Regions from separate parts of the Homo sapiens genome. Here all the other regions are linked to region 2. The links are chromatin contacts, found by Hi-C or POLR2A ChIA-PET in ENCODE. All regions are on one chromosome and are shown on one strand. Each heading gives the region's core, a stretch centred on a gene start or an enhancer-like site at or near the end of the contact. The rest is flanking DNA. Distances are from core to core; before and after follow the strand shown. Region 1 holds the start of SDCBP2-AS1 (SDCBP2 antisense RNA 1). Region 2 holds the start of SNRPB (small nuclear ribonucleoprotein polypeptides B and B1). Region 3 overlaps PANK2 (pantothenate kinase 2). Region 4 holds the start of PANK2 (pantothenate kinase 2). Region 5 holds the start of FAM110A (family with sequence similarity 110 member A).

Evidence for each region. Hi-C counts contacts between places; a loop is a spot of excess contacts on that map. ChIA-PET counts read pairs that join two places held with the same protein, here RNA polymerase II (POLR2A). Pooled maps may share reads with other maps.
Region 1: a pooled map shows a loop between it and region 2 (19-fold over the local background). The contact joins the promoter of SDCBP2-AS1 here to the promoter of SNRPB in region 2. A Hi-C loop is called at or near these places in 1 of 168 maps with a recorded cell type or tissue (CD14-positive monocyte), 2 of 37 single-sample maps with no recorded cell type and 14 of 50 pooled maps. POLR2A ChIA-PET finds 5 or more read pairs at or near these places in 1 of 52 experiments (Panc1).
Region 3: a pooled map shows a loop between it and region 2 (6-fold over the local background). The contact joins the enhancer-like site here to the promoter of SNRPB in region 2. A Hi-C loop is called at or near these places in 1 of 50 pooled maps. POLR2A ChIA-PET finds 5 or more read pairs at or near these places in 2 of 52 experiments (WTC11 and activated CD4-positive, alpha-beta T cell).
Region 4: a pooled map shows a loop between it and region 2 (15-fold over the local background). The contact joins the promoter of PANK2 here to the promoter of SNRPB in region 2. A Hi-C loop is called at or near these places in 7 of 50 pooled maps. POLR2A ChIA-PET finds 5 or more read pairs at or near these places in 3 of 52 experiments (A549, activated T-cell and naive thymus-derived CD4-positive, alpha-beta T cell).
Region 5: a map of naive thymus-derived CD4-positive, alpha-beta T cell shows a loop between it and region 2 (7-fold over the local background). The contact joins the promoter of FAM110A here to the promoter of SNRPB in region 2. A Hi-C loop is called at or near these places in 1 of 168 maps with a recorded cell type or tissue (naive thymus-derived CD4-positive, alpha-beta T cell) and 12 of 50 pooled maps. POLR2A ChIA-PET finds 5 or more read pairs at or near these places in 1 of 52 experiments (GM10248).

The regions. Positions count from the first base shown.
Region 1 is chr20:1,324,044-1,326,743 of GRCh38, reverse strand. SDCBP2-AS1 (SDCBP2 antisense RNA 1) reads right to left here and starts at 1,401. Exons shown (of 3, transcript NR_040049.1): 1 at 1,215-1,401. All of the region lies in intron 1 of SDCBP2 (syndecan binding protein 2), which reads left to right. All of the region lies in intron 2 of FKBP1A-SDCBP2 (FKBP1A-SDCBP2 readthrough (NMD candidate)), which reads left to right. It overlaps LOC124904856 (a long non-coding RNA gene), which reads right to left. Exons shown (of 2, transcript XR_007067487.1): 2 at 2,375-2,700. RefSeq lists enhancers at 825-1,119, 1,110-1,339.
Region 2 is chr20:2,469,491-2,472,190 of GRCh38, reverse strand. It overlaps SNRPB (small nuclear ribonucleoprotein polypeptides B and B1), which reads left to right and starts at 1,402. Exons shown (of 7, transcript NM_003091.4): 1 at 1,402-1,503. The coding sequence starts at 1,501. RefSeq lists enhancers at 1,393-1,442, 1,453-1,502, 1,663-1,782.
Region 3 is chr20:3,906,186-3,908,885 of GRCh38, reverse strand. It overlaps PANK2 (pantothenate kinase 2), which reads right to left. Exons shown (of 7, transcript NM_001386393.1): 2 at 608-960. Among named protein-coding and RNA genes, the nearest start is that of MIR103A2, 10 kb to the left of the region's middle. RefSeq lists an enhancer at 2,069-2,148. Within about 2 kb of position 1,250, at least 9 of the 41 ENCODE cell types and tissues checked have a DNase peak (open chromatin) inside an H3K27ac peak, as active enhancers do.
Region 4 is chr20:3,887,941-3,890,640 of GRCh38, reverse strand. PANK2 (pantothenate kinase 2) reads right to left here and starts at 1,254. Exons shown (of 7, transcript NM_001386393.1): 1 at 913-1,254. The coding sequence starts at 1,210. PANK2-AS1 (PANK2 antisense RNA 1) reads left to right here and starts at 1,468. Exons shown (of 2, transcript XR_001754478.3): 1 at 1,468-1,902; 2 at 2,092-2,700. RefSeq lists silencers at 870-1,369, 1,560-1,619 and an enhancer at 1,628-2,179.
Region 5 is chr20:832,265-834,964 of GRCh38, reverse strand. FAM110A (family with sequence similarity 110 member A) reads right to left here and starts at 1,250. Exons shown (of 2, transcript NM_001042353.3): 1 at 1,014-1,250. RefSeq lists a silencer at 850-999.

The DNA.
Region 1 (2,700 bases), core at 152-2,651, 1.1 Mb after region 2:
TGGAAATCCAACCTAGGAAATGCAGAAGGCCTTGCTCATAGTAGGTGATTAACAAACACTTGTGGAATATATGATGAAGAGGCAAATACAAGAAATGCTGTCGTCTAGAGAAGGGAGGCTTGCCAATCTCCATGCGTACAGGTGGGGGAAAGCTTTAAATTGGAGGAAAAAGAGTTCACAACAAGGAAAAGAGAGAAGGCATGAATGACTCTTAAGACAGAGGGAATAGCACCTGCAAAAGCATGGAGGCATGAACTAGCAGGCTGACTTTTAGGACTCAACCTAAAGTAGTCTGGAATAAATGAACTTCATGATAAGTGTGGAGAAGAATGAGATGGTGAGAATGGAAACATTACCAGAAGTCAGGTCACAGAGATTTGAGGGCAAGAAGTAGGTATGGCTTCAGAAGGGAAAGGGAGGAGCTGAGGATAACTCCCAGATTTCTGACATAGCCCATGGGTGGATTCAGTGAGACCGCTGGGGAGGCGCGGCACAGCTGGGGAAAATCACGAGTCCAGTTTGGATAATCTGCGAGGTAAACGGGATCCAGAAGGCAACTGGACTCTCAGGCCTGGGCCTCCCTGTCCCTGGAATAGCACACTCTCTTCCCACTTGAACATCCATCCTACACGGCCCAGTCAGGGTCTTCTTCCTTCCTCCAGGAGACCTTCCTGATTGCCCTAGCCTTCCTCCTATACGCCACATCCAACTGCCTGAGTCCCTCATAACAGGCTTTCGGTCTGATTTTGCTGTGGGAATTGATTTGCCCGGCCAAGCCAAGAACCCTTCCCTAGGCAGCAGAAGCCCAGTCACTCAGTCACTGGTGGGTGGGACGCGGGGTGAATCTGCGTAGGGTGGGGCGGGGCATTTTTAGCTCAACACTGGGTCAGAAGTCACGGCCAGACAAGAAACGGGTGAGAAACGGGGGAGGAAGGGTGACGTCACAATTGGTAGGAAATACCTTGGGACTTGACGCTTTCGAAACCAAAGGGAGAGCAAAAGCAGCCGGGAGCGCGCGGGCCGACCTGGTTCTCCTCCCTTCCCACGGCTGCCTTAGTACAGAATCTTATAAGTCCTCCTCCTTCAGAGGCTACAAATGGTGTTCCGAGGCCAGGGGAGTTTAAAGCTCGATTTCACCCGCGCAGCCTCCAATCCGGTAAAGAGGGGCCGCGGAGCCCGACCAAGTCTTCCTATGCCTTACTCTGCTGCTTTACCTGATCTATTTTTGTGGATGCCGGCGCCAGCTACGGGCGCCCGGAGAAAGCACGAGGCCGGGTGGACTCTGGTAACGCAAGCGGCAAGGAGGCCGCCATGTTCCACTCTGCAGCCGCTAGGGATCGTGGGAGTCACCCCTAACCGCGCCCGGGCCTGGGTGGGCGAAACGCATGCGCTCTAGAAGTTGCTGAGTCGCTTGGCGGTGTTTCTGCGCAGGCGCCGTAGCCCATAGCAACCGCCGTAACCTGTAGCAACCGGAAGATGTCGCTTCCGGCTGGTTTGGGGCTAAGAAAGGGGTTATAGTCATTTCGAGATCATAGAACGATGTGACAGATAGGAAACTGAGGCTGGGTTGGAGGCAGGCCCTAGGGACCGTTGCGTTGGACCTCGCTCCTGTGGCGCGGTGGATGGAGTTTGTGGCTTGTGGCTCCTATTTCCCAAAGCAGGAAATTGAGACAGAGGGAAGGCACAGGTTCGTCCTGAGGCTGCAGCCCAGGTGATGGTTCCCCGGGTAAAAAATCAATATGATGCCCTTTGTTTATAAGGAGAAGGCAGGGACATGAAAGTAATTTCTAATAAAAGAATATGCATTTCACTTTGTAAAAGCTGAGGCTGGCTTACACCCGATCACGCTTGTACCCAACTTAGGAATCAGCTTAGGTTTACTAGAAGACAATATTCAGCTGAATTTTGCCAACAGTTTATATCTGACATCTTGAGTCAAAGGCTAAATATATTTATATAAAAGCGCGGAGTCACTGTGACAGCTACACATGTACACAGACGTGAGCATGCTGTTCGGGTGACTCACCCGTGGGGAGCAGGGTGGGCAGCGATTTTCCAGAATGGTGAGCAAAGTGTAACTCCCCACAACCAACCTGATATATGCATTTCCAGACAGTCTAGTGTGTACTAAAACTAGGGAAAAATTCATTGTGATTGTATGTACAACCAATTATAACGGATTTTTGGCTTACTTGAAAGTTTGGCAGGATATCTGAAAGTTGTGCGGGACAGGACCATTTGTTATGGTGACTGTAATGGACTGTCCCATCCATTACAGGAGTTTCATATCCCTGCCCCCCCCACCCCCGACAGGGATATGACTGTCCCCTCAGTCTCGTGACACCCAAAAATGCCCACATAAATTTCCAATCTGTTCCTTGGAAAACCACTGATTTATTCAGTCAAATAATTTTTGCTAGCATATGTGTGCTGGGCAGTGCCGTGGCGGGGAAGGATCGTGTGTGAACGGGACAGAGCTCCTGCCCTTATGAGTGAGGTCCAGTGTAAGAAAATACCCAGATATTAATCACATAATTTGATAAATAGCTTGGCAACAGGGGCAGTACAGGTCAGGGGTGGAATACATGGGAAGACCCAGCCAGGCAGCCTGGGTATCATGCAGTCTGGAAAAGCCAAGCAGAGAAGTAGCATCTGAACTGAGCCTCGAAGGAGCATCACACCAAGGAGGATGATGTGCAC
Region 2 (2,700 bases), core at 153-2,652:
GGGTGACAACAATCATATTCAAGATAATTTGAAGGTGGGGGCCACAGGATTTGCTGATGAATTTGATTATTCGATGGCAGAGAAAGAGAAGAATGAAATATGCTTCAAATTTGTCATTTTCTTTTTTTTCTTTTTTAATCCAAGAAACTTCGGGGATGGGGAACACTGGTGAAGTGGTTTTAGAAACAGTGAATAGAATCAAGAATTCAGTTTTCAACATGTTAAATTTGGTATACCTATTAGACATTCACATCACGCTGGCAGCTGGATATAAAGGGCCAAGAGTTAAATGAAGAGACCAAGGTTAGAGGAACAAACTTGAAAGCCTTGGGTGTATATGCTGTATTTAAAAGTCATAGGAAGGGCCCAGTGTGATGGTTCACGCCTGTAATTCCAGCACTTTGGGAGGCCAAAGTGGGTGGATCAGGAGTTCGAGACCAGGAGTTGAGGTCAGGAGTTCGAGACCAGCCTGGCCAACATGGCAAAACCCCGTCTCTACTAAAAATACAAAAATTAGCCGAGTGTGGTGGCACAGGCCTGTATTCCCAGCTACTCGGGAGGCTGAGGCAGGAGAATCGCTTGAACCGGGGAGGCAGAGGTTGCAGTGAGCCGAGATTGTGCCACTGCACTCCAGCCTTGGTGACAGACTGAGACTCTGTCTCAAAAGAAAAAAAAAAGTCATAGAAAAAAAATAAATGTCATACGACTGGATGCGATTATCAGCAAATATGGGTAGAGCCCTTATTTTGTGCTAAAGTGTTCTAGGCACTACAGCAATGAGTAATACACAAAGAGAAAAATTCACACCCTTATGGATCTTACATTCTAATGGGGAGGGGATAATAAAATAACTAACAAAAATATACAGCGTGTTAGATAGCAAGAGGGAAATACAGGAGAGATGAGGATGAGGTGGGTGGGAAGGTTACAGGATGGCTAGGGAAATCCTCACTGGGAAAATGTTATTTAAGCTTAAACCTTGAAAGAGGTGAGGGCAGCAGCCTTCTGGTATACCTTGGGGACTACCATTCCAGGCAGAGGCGAAAGCAAATGCAGAGGGGCTGAAAAAGGAGCACGTCCAGCCAGTGGAGGGAAAAGCAAGAATAGTGACTGTAGAGGAGAGAGCCGGGGAGGGTGATGGGAAATGAGGACCGAGAGGTTAATGGGAAAGGCGGGGTGAAGAGAAATGAGTGTGACACAGAGCAGCTCTCAGTACGGATTTAAGCTAGGAAGGTGTCCAAACAGGAACTTAAGGCTCTCCTTACGTCAAAGCCGGATGTTAACGCCCAGTCCCCAGGCCCCGCCTCTGCTCGGCAGAAGCTCCGCTCCGGGGCCGGAACTCCAGGGCTAGTGAGCTGGACCGGAAGTAGGTTTCTACCCGACCGCATTTTACGTGGTGCTGCATTTCCGGTAGCGGCGGCGGGAAATCGGCTGTGGGAGAGAGGCTAGGCCTCTGAGGAGGCGAATCCGGCGGGTATCAGAGCCATCAGAACCGCCACCATGGTAAGGAGGGCACAGGCTGGCGGCGCGGGAGCTTCCGAGTCTGTTGTGGAGTGGGAACCGCGACTGATCGGGGAGGAAGCCGTGGGTTGGAGCCACTTAGGGCGGTGAAGGCCTGGGCCGAGGCCGCTCGGTCTGGGCGGGAAAGACCAGGACCTTGGCGGTTCGGCTAGGCATGGGGTCGAGGAAAAGGTTGGAACCGGTGTCGGAGGCCGAGGTCGCTCGGCAGGGGCGAGGGTAGAACCGCGGCTCTCGACACCGCTGTAGCCATAATTCCTGGGACCCAGTAGGCACTAAGTTAACTTTTGCCGAATAAATATATGTCCCGGGCTTCGGAGCAGGCACTGGAGCCGCAGGGGGACCCGGTAAAAGGCTCAGACTTGCGGAAGTTTGTGAGTCTGAGAAAGAGTTGGCGGAAGTGGGTGGAAGGGGCTCGTGGACCACGCTAGAGTCTCGCTAGGTCTGCTGGATGGAGAGGAGGGCGGAGGAGGGTGATGGCGAATGGAGGAAGAGCTCCACTCAGTTGCTCATCACGTTTCCGTGTTTGCCTGTGCCTGACTTCTCAGGCGCTGGGGCTACTCTCTGAAATATGTTTGCTTCCTTCACAGAGGTAGCTGGGGACACATAATATAATTCAGTGTGGTCATTCGGTAAAAGTAACGGCAGCGGGGCGGGGTAAGAATGTTTTCTCAAATAGATGGTTCCTGAGCAGATTCCTAAAAGATTAGCAAGAATGTTCCCGGCGAAAATGGGGGGAATATTACAGACCCGGAGAACTGAAGGAACAAAGGCTGAAGGGTAACAAGATTTAAAAAGTTACTGGATTTTTCTGCGTTTGTTGACTGAGAAAAAGTTGCTGGAGGAGAAAGGAAGAAAGAAGGGAAGACGGGAAGAATTGGCAGGAGGCTAGTTACTAAAGGCCTTGCATGTTAATTTTACCTCAGTGGTGGTGAGGCATGTCATTGAAGGATTTAATTTAATTTATTTTTATTTTTTTGAGACGGAGTTTTGCTTTTGTTGCCCAGGCTGGAGTGCGGTGGATCGATCAGGGTTCACTGCAAACTCCACCTCCCGGGTTCAAGCGATTCTCCTGCCTCAGCCTCCCAAGTAGCTGGGATTGTAGGTACCCGCCACCACACTTGGCTAATTTTTTGTATTTTTAGTAGAGACGGGGTTTCACCATGTTGGCCAGACTGGTCT
Region 3 (2,700 bases), core at 1-2,500, 1.4 Mb before region 2:
CAATGAAAGCAAGATAGAGCGCCTGGCAGCATTCCCCAGGGGCCAGACATGGTGGCGAGACTCCAGTTAAGTGTGCAGCACAGAACACATCAGAAAGCATTCTGGGAGAGGAGGGCTCTGCAGTCACCCATCTCAGACCAGCCCTGAGCCTGAAAACACCACTTTTGACCAGAGTTCCTTATTTTTTTCAGTTAGTGAACATGCCAGCAAACAACTGAGGGAGACAAGAGAAATTATGTGGTAGACAAGACTGAAAACAATTTTATGACATGAAATGATTTTAATTATATTTCAATCTCATTGTTCATGATCTAATGATGTTCCTTTTAGGTAGTTTCTTCCTCAACGTATAGCAGATGCCCTAATTTTTCATACTAAAGGAGCAATAAAATGCTACCCTTTTAGTGGTTCTGATTGTCGTCCATACATCTGAACTAGACAACCACCTCTAGATGGCCAACTCCTATCACTAGCGTACCTTTAATCTTCATTTGACTCAAGAAAATTCAAGTTCCATTAGAGATGGAAATTATTTCACCACTTGCTACTGGCATTATTTTTAACAATCAAATTACCATAAATTGTATATAAGCTAAAAAATGCATACTGTGAGAAAATCCTGCTCAAATTTGTACGCTCCACCTCCAGTGGCACAAAAGACAGTGTGGAGACTCGAGAAGTTTTTATCTCTGCCCATTTGAATAAAAGCAGGCATGTCATGAGTGGGAAAGCGTATAAAGTGCAGATTGCCTTTGCGTCCACACAGAGTCAGGTCCTTCAGCTCGAGGTGCACGTCCCGAATGCCTGTAGACCCATAAGCCACATTGGAGGTCAGGTACTTCCGAATGCTTTTAAGACTTTCCACTTCTTCCTCTTCTTCTTCAGCAGTGATGTCTTTGGGTTCAAAATATACCAGCTTGACCAGAGTTCCACCGATATCCAGTCCAAACCATGGAAAAACTAAATGGGGAAGAAAAATAAGTCAGAACAGCTTTTTTCTGAAAATTAAATTTACCCTTACCACAGTAGCAACTTATTTCAAACGCTAGGGTTTCCAAAGAACATAATTCTAGGCAAAAGGGTTTTGGGGCAAAGAAATGTGATTCTGTCTTGATTTAGATGCATAACTTAAAAAAAAAATACTACGGCAAAGACGAAAAAGAAAAATATCAAAGTATTGAGCCAACCCAACCATTCTGTCAGACAAGCGCAAACCGCACTATGAAGTGTTTTAAAAATAACAAGATGACTACTCGTAAGCCTCAACTGTGAAAAACAAAGATTCAGAATGAAAATCTCTCTTTCCTATCGGCTTAAAAAAAAACATTGAGACTTCAGAGTTCTGGTTTAGCAGCAAACTAGAAACAGGAAATTCCCAAACCTATGTAACATATAACCTCCAATGGTCAATTTATCTTTCAAAATCTGATATTCCAAAAATAAAAGGTTTCAATAGACATTAACACCGGTTCCCAAAATGTCCTTTAGGCCAAGCGCAGTGGCTCACACCTGTAATTTCAACACTTTGGGAGGCCAAGGTGGGTGGATCACCTGAGGTCAGAAGTTTGAGACCAGCCTGACCAATATGGTAAAACCCCATCTCTACTAAAACAAAAATTAGCCAGGCATGGTGACGTGCACCTGTAGTACCAGCTACTCAGGAAATCTAAACCAGAACTGCTTCAACCTGGGAGGTGGAGACTGCAGTGAGCTGAGATCACACCACTGCACTCCAGCCTGGGCGACAGAGTGAGGCTCTGTCTCAAAAAAAAAAAAAAAAAAAAAAGGCAGGGCTGGGCACGGTGGCTCACGCCTGTAATCCCAACACTTGGGGAGGCTAAGGCAGGTGAATCACAAGGTCAAGAGACCAAGATCATCCTGGCCAACATGGTGAAACTATCTCTACTAAAAATACAGAAATCAGCTGGCTGTGGTGGCGTGCGCTTGTAGTCCCAGCTACTCCGGAGGCTGAGGCAGGAGAATCGCTTGAACCCATGAGGCAGAAGCTGCAGTGAGCCAAGATCGCACCACTGCACTCTAGCCTGGCGACAGAGTGACACTCCGTCTCAAAGAAAAAAAAGGCCTGAAGAGATTGGATCAAAGTGGACTGCACAGACATATGGAAGGTCCCAATTTAATGAGGGCTCAAAGTAATGATTTTTCAAATTTACAATGGTGCAATAAGCATTCAGTAGAAACTCTACTTCAAGTATTTATTGTTTTTTTTATTTTTAGTACAGTATTCAATAAATTACAAGATATTCGACATTTTATTGTAAAATAATTATCTTTTATATTATTCATTATTAAATCATCTAGCTTTATGCTAGAAGATTTTGCCCAACTGTAGGCTAATATAAGGGTTCTAAGCACATTTAAGGTAGGTTTGGCTAAGCTATGATGTTCAATAGGCTGGGTATATTAAATGCATTTTGACTTACAGTATTTTCTTTTTCTCTTTTTTGAGGTAAGGTCTCACTGTCACCCAGGCTAGAATGCAACGCCACAATCTCAGCTCACTGCAACCTCTGCCTCCTGGGCTCAAGTAATCCTCCTATCTCAGCCTCCTGAGCAGCTGGGACTAAAGGTGCATGCCACCACACCCACCTAATTTTTGTATTTTTTGTAGAAACAGGGTTTCCCCATGTTGCCAGGCTGGTCTTGAACTCCTGGGCTCAAGCAGTCCACCCAGGTCAGCCT
Region 4 (2,700 bases), core at 5-2,504, 1.4 Mb before region 2:
CTGAAATAGGAATCTGGCAACACCCACCAAAAAGTCCAACCATATGTAAAATGGCATCACACTGTAAAGCTCATATTACAGTATCAGGACAATTGATACTTTCAACAGCAGCAATGGCTGCCAGGCAGCGGTCCTGAATTGAAGACTTGTAAAGGGGAGAAAATACACAACACAGAAAAAGAAACCTAATAAAATGGGGAAACGGATTCTCTGGGAGGAGCGTATGCAACTCCCAAGGCAAAATTCAGAAAGATGTTGTTTCCCCTCAAAACAAAGAGCCTTAATGCCCAGAATGCCACAGTTCTGAATCGTGAGTACCTGCAAATAGACAGAAGGAAAACGGAGGGGATATGTGGGTGAGAGATGACCTGGATTCTCACGAGAAGAAGGGCAGCCACCTTAGAGGTGCACGGAATACAGTTTCAGGCCTGGTGCAACTCAAGGGGCAGTTCACCATTTTCCAGTAAGCCCGAAATTGACGAATAAAAGGGACTTAAAGTATTAGAGAGCAGCTCTTTGGAAACCCACGGAAAACAAACATTGGGGATTCAAAGGATTTGGGAGGAAAGGAGGTGGAAATGAGTCAAAAGAAGCCTTCTCGAGGATAAAATCATGTGACCCTCAGGAAGAGAATGCCCAAGGAGCTAAGAAAAGGGAGGACAGGTCCTGGGGAAAAGCCCTCCACTCCAACAAGCGGGAAGTGCATACCAATGGGTGCGGGGGGGCCCCCGAAGGTACCGCTTTCGGAGCACCCGAGGCCTCCAGCCGGATGTCAGGCCACGCACCAACGAGGGACCACCGTGCGGGGACAGTGTCCGCGCGCGGGAAAAACGGCGGCGGGGCCGGAAGGGGACAGGGTGGGCCGGAAGGGGGGGCAGGGCGGGCCGGGAGGGCGCCCCACGGAACACTTACGCGGCCGCTTTTTCCTCAGGCTTTCGACGCGCTGGCGGGAGACCGAGGTGGGGCCGCTGTAAGAGCCCAGTCGATCCCGCCTCGTGCCCTCAGCCGAGGCCCCGACCGCGGGCACCGACGCGCTGCTCGCCCGGCGCCGCAGTGGCTCCTGCCGCCGCCCTTCGGGGTCCCCGGCCGCCTGCTCCCCAGCCGACGAGACGGAGGTGGCGGAAGCCCTGCCGTGGCGCTCCATGGGCGCGCCGAGCCGGCCCCCTCCCATCCGCAGCAGCAGTCGCTGCCGCCCGAGCAAGCCCCCCAGCGTCGGATTCCTTCTCGCCTCCTCCGCGGCAGTCCAGCCAGAGCAGAGGCGCGCCCTCGGCCGGCCGCCTCTTCCGTTGCGCCAACGCGCAGGAAGCCAATCCGACGAGGCTGGGGACGGCCCAAAGGCCTCGCGTCCAGTCGGCTCCCTAACTCGAGGAGGATTGACCGTGCCTCCGTCCAATGAGAGGCTATCGTGACGGGGCGGGGAGAGGGTGGTGGAGGAGGGGATCCGGGTTCCGCGGAGGAAGAGAAGGCGGTGTAGCCCAGAAGAGAGTGATGGCGGCGCCGCCCAATGGACGCGTGGGTGGAAGGGCCCGAGCCTCCTCATCCACCCCCTCCTTCCGCCCCCCACTTGTGCATGCCTCTGCCCCCCCGGGCCGCGGAACTCTCCTGGGGCGACCCCGAGTCCCACCCCGCTGCTCCGTGCCGTCCTCGCAGCTCGAGCCCTCCTCCAGCCCAGCAGTGCTCCCGCAGCGTCTGGCCGCTGGTCGTCGGCAGACGAAAGGGCTTGAACCGCGGCTGACCTTAGCCTTTGTCCCTCGGCCTAGTTCCGCAGCTGCCGTCGAGGCCGCCAGCCCCTCCCCCAGCATGTTTGGGCTAAGCCGCCTCCTTTCCGCCTGCGTTGGAGAGAGAGGTACCAGAAGGAATGAAAGGACTGGGGCTTGTCTCCATGGCAACTGAAAGAAAGAGGTGGGTTATAAATCCTTCGCCACCCTCCTGTGGCGAAGGAGGGGAAGTGGGAGCCGGGAAGTAGAGTTGGCCTTTTGCAGGAGAGTCTGGAGCCCCTTTCTGGGTGATGCATTGGGGGCCATAGAAGGATTTGGCTGCCGCTTTGGAGCATGGATTTTTTTTTTAATCATCTTCCTTTCTCTTTTGGAGAGAAAAATTGGTCACCTCCAGGACTGAGACCCTGACCCTTCCAAGCATCCCCACTACCAAAGGCTGCCCAAGCCCGGAAGGATCCCATCCCGTTCTGTACTCTGAGGTCACTTCCTCACTCCGTCAAATTTCACTGGACTGTGGGCTAATTAAAAGTGCCTCCGTATTAGCGGGGCGTGGTGGCCCATGCCTATAATCCCAGCTACTTGGGAAGCTGAGGCAGGAAAATTGCTTGAACCCGGGTGGCGGAGGCTGCAGTGACCCAACATTGTGCAACAAGAGCGAAACTCCGTCTCAAAAAAAATAAAAAATAAAAAAGAGTGCCTCCCTGGGGAGACTGTAATGCCCACTGGGCAGTGATCCTAATGCCCCTTGGGCAGTGATCCTTATTCCCCTCTCCCATAATGATTGGTTGTAGCAGGCTGAACAAAAAGGTTGAGCTTCGCTTGTGCTTGCTGAATAGAATTCTCACGCCCACTCCACGTTAGCTCCCCTCACTGTAGGACTAGCTCTGAAAATTCTAGCTCCTGTAGGAAGCCAACACAGACGGATCTACAAGAACCAAAAACAGCTATAGCTACTCTTCTAAATCTCAGTGCCTGACATTGC
Region 5 (2,700 bases), core at 1-2,500, 1.6 Mb after region 2:
AAACATGCAAGAACCAGAGCAGGGCTTATGAAGTCAATAAATAATATTTGTTGAAAGAATAAAAGAAAGCCTTGTTTTCTTTCTGAGTCCTCGGAGATCCTGTCCCCCAAAGCCAGGGGCAGGCTCCAGAGGAGAGAGGATATGTAACTCCCTTATGAAGAGATTGAAGACTCTCAAAATGCATGATTCTGTGTGTCAAGGATTCTAAGATTGAAGCCAGAGGGACTAGGAGCTAACCACTGCATTGTCTGACTGTGACTTCGAAAAGGGGCTTAACTTCTTAGAACCTCCGTTTCCCCACCTACAAAAGGAGACTGACAATAGCAACCTAGGGGGCAGGGGGTGTCCCCAGGAGACACAGCAGGGTCTGGCCTAGGTCAGCTGCTCCACCTGGGGGGATTCCGGCCCCACTCCCAATTCCAAAGTCTCTGGTGACTAGTGGCTTTGGTTTAGGGACTGGCTCTATTCCCTTCCCCAAACTGGGGATGATTCCCAAGAGGCCAGCAGCGGCTCTGGGGGCTGGAGAATCTGCTGCCCCTGCATCCAGCCCAGAAATGTCAGTCCCGTCCGATCCCCAAAGAGTGGTCCTCTGTCCCCGTAGACAGAAAGGCGCCAAATGAGCCGAGTCCAACCCCGGACTGCGGAGAAGGAAAGACAGACGCCCAAAGGGGGTATCCCGAGGACAGTGTGGGGCGCGGGGATATGTGATCCAGCCAGGGGTCTACAGGTCCCTGCCGATAAAACGCTGGGAAAATGACTACCAGTTGCCCGTCTGGGCCTCTCAAGGCAAGTCCAGATGTGACTAGACTAGGGGGCTGCGAGGTGGGGCAGAAAGACTTGAACTGGATTCTCCGCCAGAGCTCGCCGGGCCGGGACACTTGCCTCTCTGAGCCTCAGAGTCCTCATCTGTGAAATGACACGCAGGTACGACGCGGGGAGAAAGCAGACAGCAGACGCTCGGGGAACGGGGCCCCCAGACCCGGGGTCGCACCCGGACCCACCCGCGCCCTCACCTGGAGCCCGCGCTAGGCGTGTCCCGGCTCCTCTCGCGCAGGCTTTGGAGAGGCTGACAGCTCGGACCCGGGCCGGTAGTGGCCGCTCCCAACGACGCCCAGGAGGCCCCAGCCCCGCGTGGGCACCTTTGGGGTCCCCTTTGGAGCTGCCCTCCGCGGTCGAGCTGAGCGGGTGGCCCTCACTGTCGAAGGCCCCCACCGCAGGGAAAGTCCCTGGGGCGCCGTGGAAGGGGAAGTGAGCACGCCGCCCCCCTTCACACCAGAATGGTTCGCCCCGGACTTCCTGATTGGTTCCTCGCTTCCGTTCGAACGGCGCGCCGCCAGGGTTGCCAGGCGACCGCTTAGCTTCCCCCGCCCGAAGGAGAGGCGCTGCTCAGCAGCTCCGCCCGCTCCTCCCAGCCGGCCCCACCTTCTTCCTGCCGCCGCTTCAGCCCCGGCGCCTGGTTCTTTCCCTTCCTCCTCCTCCCTCCCGCGGCCAGCTGGGACTTCCTCTAGGACCCCAGCTGGAAGAGCTCCAGTTAGAGGGCCCTGGCTGGTTCCTAGTCCTGACTTTGACGCTAACTCCCTATGTGACCCGGTGCAAGCCCCTTCCTTTCTCTGTTCTCCTAACTGCATGATGATGAGTGAGTTAATTTTAAAATGTGCATACCCAGCAGTCCCGAAATTTACAAAGGAAATGACCAAAGATATGAGCAAAGATTAATATTGCTCAGCCTTATTCATCATAGCAAAATAATGGAAACAACTTCAATGCCTCTTGAAAGGGATTGGTTATATAATTCCATCCTGTGGAGGAGCTAACTTAATTGAGCTTTTTGCATGCCGGGTAGCTTTACAGAACAAGTCTTGTCAAGGCTTATGACATAACCCTCTAAAAGTACTTTTAATTATTAACACTTTATTTATTTCTTTATCTTTTTCTTTTCTTTTTTTTTTTTTTTTTTTGAGATGGAGTCTCACTCTGTCGCCCAGGCTGGAGTGCAGTGGCAGGATCTCAGCTCACAGCAGCCTCAATCTCCTGGGGTCAAGCAATCTTCCCACCTCAGCCTCCCAAGTAGCTGGGACTACAGGTGTGCACCACCACACCCGGTATTTTCTGTATTTTTTGTAGGGATGGGGTTTTGCCATGTTGCCCAGACTGATCTTAAACTCCTGAGCTCTAGCAATTCTACCAACTCAGCCTCCCAAAGTACTAGGATTACAGGCATGAGCCACGCCACCTAGCCTAATTTTTCCCACTTTCTGATGAGGAATATTATGCAGCCATTAAAAGTGAAGTAGCTACCAGGAGCAGTGGCTCACACCTGTAATCCCAGCACTTTGGGAGGCTGAGGCGACCAGATCACCTGAAGTCAGGAGTTCAAGACCAGCCTGGCCAACGTGGTGAAACCTCGTCTCTACTAAAAATACAAAAATTAGCCAGGCGTGGTGCCACATGCCTGTAATCCCAGCTACTCAGGAGGCTGAGGCAGGAGAATAGATTGAACCTGGGATGTGGGGGATGCAGTAAGCTGAGATCATGCCACTGCACCCCAACCTGGGCAAGAGATCATCTCAAAAAGATAAAAATAAAAGTGAAGTAGCTAGAAGATATTTAAAGATAGGGGGAAATGCTAAGTATTAAACATTGGTTTATTTATGTTTTTTAGAGACAGGGTCTAGCTCTGTTGCCCAGGGTGGAGTGCAG